Regions from separate parts of the Homo sapiens genome. Here region 1 is linked to region 2. A link is an interaction called in ENCODE POLR2A ChIA-PET data of the cell type or tissue named here. Cell type or tissue: PC-9. All regions are shown on one strand. Each heading gives the region's core, and the rest is flanking DNA. Links, peaks and the distances in the headings are about the cores only. Region 1 has its middle 10 kb from the start of BHLHE41. Region 2 overlaps SSPN-AS1 (SSPN antisense RNA 1).

Region 1 (2,915 bases), core at 107-2,606, 100 kb after region 2:
CCTCTTGAACTTAAAATGTTACTCAATTCATCAATTATTTTCATACACCCATATTTTCTATGACACTCATAATTTTAACCAAGCAGCTCAAATGGGAAAAATAATAGCTATCATTTATTGCTCACCTACTAGGATGGGGGTGTTCTCTGCGCATTGTCATGGACACGCAATAAACAGAGGGAGGTACTGCTATTTCTCTGTAGTTACATTTGAGATAACCGACTCATTCATAATTTGTCCAAGGTCACACAGCTACTCAGGGGAAAACAGCATTTAAACTCAGGTCCTCTTGATCTTAAAGCCTAAGTCCATACCAACTCTGCCACCATACACAGCAACATGAAACACACTTATCCCTTGGTATCTGCAGGGTATTGGTACCAGGACCTCCGGTGGATACCAAAATCCTTGGGTGCTCAAGTCCCCTGATATAAAATGGCATAGTCTTTTACACATAGCCTACACACGTCATCCCATACACTTTAAAACATCTCTAGATTACTTATGACACCTAATACAATGTAAGTGCTATATAAATAAACTGTATTGTTTAGAGAATAATGACAAGGGGAAAATGTCTGTACATGTTCAGTACAGACACAATTTATTTTCAAATATTTATATCCTAAGGTTGGTTGAATCCATGGATGGGAGCCCACAGATATGGAGGGTGGACTGTAATATGAAACAAGGACAGAAATATGAGATATGTCTATTTCATTACCTTTGGTATGTCTGAAGCAGAATTTCTAAAACAGAATAAAAAGCCTAGGAAAAATCAGTAGTGCCATTATCCAATGACAAAATTGACTCAGAATTGTATCTCAGCTGGATCACCACTGGCAATGCAGGAATGTTGAGCAGGTGTGAACTCAGACCCAGGCCTGCTGATGGCTTGTGGTCACCGGGGCTATATTTGGCAAACGTAGTTTGATTTTGCAAGAAGCCCTTGACCAGAAAAATCAAAACTTTCTTTTTGAATACATAATTAGAGAAATGAGAGCTATGTGTTTTTGCAAGTACGAGTGCCAGGAGGAAATGCAAAGTTGGCTTGAGGGTGAGGGTTGATGTGTTTCTGACCCTATTTCCAGCCTATCAAGGGCACGACTGACTGACCACCTCCAGGAGAATTCCTCCACATTCGTAGCGCATCCTCCAGACCTGGTTCCTGCCTCCTGCATCTTGCCCCAGCTCTCTTTTGTCTGTACTGACCCTTTGCTCCTTGCCTCCTCTGTGCCTACCAGCTTGGCATTCTGATGGACTGGCTTCACTGGCTCTCAATCCTCCCACTTTGTTCCGGAGTCTGAGGCTTGACTCCTACATCCTGGCACAGTGCTTGTTTCTTTCTGCACTCTTGGTAACCAAGCTCTTTGGCTCTGCCCCAGGACCCCCTCCTGTGATCCACTCAGCCCAGCAAACCTGTAAACACAGCTTGCCAGGCCAAACTCTGCGCCCCTCCCTACTTCTGGCCTCTGAGAGCCATGCCCTGGATGTTACCTCACCAACCCACGGTCTCTGGAGCACCTGTGGAATTCGACTGGACTGGCTCCAGCTTTTACAGTCTCTCTGATTTGCTAATGCACACTGCGAAAGGAAGTAAAAGTTCTGCAAGTGAGAAACTCAACTTACCAAGGCTGCTAGGGAGCAGAGCTTACTGCCTTCTGGGCACCGAGCACATCAATCCTGGTACAATGACAAACAGCAATTCCACAGCCACAGGCCCTACCCCCTGACAGAACTTCCCACTACTTCACTAAAGACCCTGCCAGACTACTGAGTTTCCTGCAATATCAGGAGCATTTTATGATCCTTCATGGTACCTACTTTCTAATCTCCATGTGCCTGGTAAAGCCAAGAAGTAAATATGCAGTACTCTAAGTATAGTGAGGGTGTCCCTGCCCATAAAAGCCACACCAATATAGGAAAGTCCTAGTGGGGGATGGGAGGGTGGGAACCAACATTATATTCCCCACCCTCAACAGGTACAAGGACACTTCAAATGTTATGTGGCTTGGTTATGACTTGTCATTCAAGTGTTTTCCTGGAACAAAGCCAACTTCAGTGTATAGATGATTTGGTGGAGCACATTTAGGAATCATTCAGAAGAGTTGTGTGTCTGTTCTGTGCTCAACACTGTCCTAGACACTGGGGATACAGCAGTAAACAATTCAGGTGTCTGTCTTCATGGAGCTTACAAACTAGTGGGGAAGACAGATGCTGAAAAGTCATATGAGTCTTTCAGTCAGCAGAAGTTATGAAAGACAGGCACAAAGGGAGCTGATAGAAGGAGACAAATCTGGTCCAGGAACTCAGAGAAGGCTTCTTGGAGACAGTGATGTTTCAGATGACACCCGAAGGTTGAGTAGGAGGAAGAGAAGGGAAAGACATTGGGGAAGTGGGAACAAAACATTCTAATCAATCAAAACAGTGTGAGTGAAGGACCTGAGACAGCAAGAGCAGGGTACATTAAAAAATATTTTTTGAAAGAAAGCTGGTATGCTGGATTCTAGAAAGGGGGGCAGAGAAATGAGTGATGAGACTGAGATGTAGGCAAGAACTAAGTCATATTCAGGCCACTGAAGAGTTTCAAGTTTGATTTTAACTTAATGGAAATAGGAAGCTATTAAAGAGTTTTGATCAAGAGAATGACACGAACAGAAAAATTGCTCTGGCTATAACTTAGTGATTGAATTCAGTGTGGTGGAGGGGGATAGAAGGCATACACAGTGGATACAAGTGTGAGATACCTGATGCCAACTCAGCACCAGCTCCACTGCCTTCTCCACTCTGTCCTCATTGCATAATAAAAACTTGGAACCACATTTTTCCAGAATCCCCTCCCCACCTCTTTCTAACTTAGATTCTGCCTTTGAGAGGCCCTTGTGCAAGATGTGGAAAGTGGCAGAGACACACCA
Region 2 (2,915 bases), core at 297-2,796:
TGTGTTCTAAAATTTTGCCCTGTAAAGTAGGCAAGTAGCTCCTTCAAGAAGCTTGGGCCCAAAGACTGAAGAGGTGTGATCCTTGGGGAAATCTCTCTTTTAAAGCCAGAATGAGAAACGCTTTCTACTCTCAGCATTTTGAAATGTGATGAGCTGAAGATGATGAGACCTGAGCCACATGTATACACAAAACTGAGTGTAGCACAATTTCTGGAACTCTCAGTTTTGCAACTGCTGTCCAAAGATGCACGCAGTGAACCTGGTGGACTGGCGCCTGACGTGGAGGCTTTAAGGGAGGTGGGAGGGACAGCCACAGCACGGGTAGGCAGCCTCTCACCTCTCCTCTGCATGCTGCCCAGGGATGCTCCACAAGGCAGTTGGAGAGGGCTGTGCCTCACCAAGTTCAGGAATCCCTTCTGAAAGCTTGTCGAGGACTCACATGTCACTGAGCAGGGAAAGAAATGTGCCTCCACCTGAAACAAGTCACATAGCTGGTCCCAGATGAGAAAATGTCTGCTGCAGAAAGAAAGAAGCAAAGGACTTGCAGGATCCTTGAAAGACCATGAGGTCCATGGGGAGGAGAGAGCAGGCTGGAGCAGGCTGTCCCCTCTCTTTCTCCTGCTCCTCTCCCCAGGGCTGCTCTGGCAGCAGAACCAGATGGAAATGTCACCTAGTGCAGAGTGTTTTATTCTTCCTGGTCTACACCCCACCTTAAACAGTGAAAGCTCCTTGGCAACATCATGCAGAGGTTCTTTTCATTTTTAATTAAATCCTAAGAGATATATTTTTTTTCCTAAAGGTGCCAGCTTAAAATAATTACTAGAATTCCCAACAGGGCTAATCAGAGACTTATAGAAAATAAAAATGAAGGAGAATGCCCTACCCAATGGGTTTCTGTCATTTTGCTCAGAAGGCTCTTGCAGTCCAGGGCAGCGATCACAGTTCTTGGCATTAGGGGCTATTAATAGGAGCCTTGAAATAAATCCCTATCCAGTGAGATAAGGAAAACTTATTTCACTGCCTGAGTATCTCTCCTCTGATGACCAGACACCTTCCATTTTCATCAGCTGTTTATCAAAATCAGATTAGTAAAAGAATAATCAGATCAGAATTGTTTATGCCTGTCTCAATCTTGAATTACAAATGACTTTCATGTGCTGCCTGGGCGAAGTACCGTGACCTATAGATGAACTAGCCTTTGTATTTCCTGCACCTTGTACTGAACTTATAATTTCCCAAAGACCACAAGTCATTAAGTCTCATTGTTGATTATTGATCTAAGTAAGATAGGTGAGGCTAGCTCCATGGGGGCTGTGGATATGTGGGCAATAGATTCTCTTTGTGATAAGTCATAAGTCACTAATGGGTTGTTTTGAGCTCTCCCAAGTGGAAGACAATGGAGCCTTTAGAAGGTTGTGGAGTTACGTAAGACATCTCTTTCCAAACAAAGAGGAGGCAGGACACCCAGCCAAAGGGTTGAGCACAGGAGGCTGTGTGGTCTGGTGGTTCCAGGGAGAGACGTGGGGCCAGGGCTTCCTGGGTTCAGCTACCAGCCGAGACTCTGAGTCAGGGGGGAGCAGAGCCAAGTCTCTTGGCTTGAGGCAGATAGACTGTAAAACCAGGAGAGAGAAAACCGCAGGTCTGTGCTCAAGGACTCTAGGGGAAAAACACATTCTGGAAATTAAAAAAAAAAAGAGAGAGAGAGAGTGAGAGAGAGATCACCCTGTTAAGTTACAATTTGGGACTTTTTCAACAAGAAATGAGCATCTTTCCTGCTGATTGGCTGACATGTCCTCCTCTGGGCAGCACTGTGAAGCCCAGCCAGTATCTGAGGGTGTTCTGTGTGGAATGAATAGAGAAGCTCAGGGGTCTGAGCAAAGCCAGTCAACCTTGGTGAGTTGTCACAAGGAATGCTTAGGGAGCCGGGCCCTGGGAGCAAAGAGGTTCTGCATGAATTCTTCCCTTTCACTCATCCTGTCTTCCACAGTAAAATGTCCTCTGAAATCATGGGAGGAAAAATCCCTTCCTGCCAGCTTCTTCTGGATACCTCCCTTCCACCAGTCTGAGCACAGAGTTGTAACCAGCAACCTGTTTAGCCACAGATCCACACAGGTTTCCAAGCCACAGCCAGGGCTGGGGCTGATGGTCCATGTTCTCCAAGTCCCATGAGCCCTGAAAGTCTGATAATTCTGGTCAGACAGAGTGGGTGGCCACCTACATGGTGAGTTTGAAGGATGACTGGGTGGGTCTCCACTCCTTGGCAGGGTGCCGCATTTCTCTGGATCTGAAAGTTTTTCTGATTGTTAGAAATAGCCTGTTAAAATGAAAACCATATTTATGAAGAAATCTCTGTATTCAGCATGAGCACTTGAGTCAATAATATCTTAATAGAGTCCCATAGAAATGGGACAGGAAATGAAGGAGGGGCAGATTTTGCTGTGGAATAAGGTTGGGGGAGGAAGTTTCTTATCTGGAGGAGCAGAGGGATCCCAGGAGGGGACAGAGAGATGAATCAGGTGGAGAGAGCCTTTCTAATAGTTTCTCCCGGAATGTCTGGAACAATATTAAAATCTAGTGGTGGGTGGGCGTGAATTGTACCAGGAGCAATGCTTTTACTTGTAATTCAAGCCAGGCCAAATGGAATCCACGTTTTCACTTGTGGGCACCTTGTCCAGCCACCAAGTACACTCATGATGTCACTCCTCCCTGCATTTGCCAGAGTGCACATTCCCTGCCACTGGTTAAATAGCCATGCTCAATGTCCCAAGTCCTAAGCTTCCCCATATTAAAATGAAGCAGTGATCTCTCCTTTTACAATCTTATAACCATCCTTTTGTCACTTTGTTGCAATCTAGGGAAAAATTAATAAAAAATTAAGTCTACTCTTGCGAGCAAAAGTATCTGAGGAAGGAACG

What was found. Peaks named below come from ENCODE experiments on the same cell type or tissue, not always from the same donor. Only the 100,000 strongest peaks of a DNase experiment are listed, where the experiment ranks them.
Region 1: POLR2A ChIA-PET joins it to region 2 with 6 read pairs; 6 of 35 experiments call an interaction of 5 or more read pairs at or near these places.

Annotation. Positions count from the first base shown.
Region 1 is chr12:26,133,745-26,136,659 of GRCh38, reverse strand. It overlaps a transcript of SSPN not described here. Among named protein-coding and RNA genes, the nearest start is that of BHLHE41, 10 kb to the right of the region's middle. In PC-9, for the core only: no CTCF peak of the experiment used is centred there; DNase peaks (open chromatin) are centred at 909 and 1,439; H3K27ac peaks cover 2,314 bases.
Region 2 is chr12:26,238,240-26,241,154 of GRCh38, reverse strand. All of the region lies in intron 1 of SSPN-AS1 (SSPN antisense RNA 1), which reads left to right. Among named protein-coding and RNA genes, the nearest start is that of SSPN-AS1, 32 kb to the left of the region's middle. In PC-9, for the core only: no CTCF peak of the experiment used is centred there; a DNase peak (open chromatin) is centred at 1,414; H3K4me3 peaks cover 1,558 bases; H3K27ac peaks cover 2,500 bases.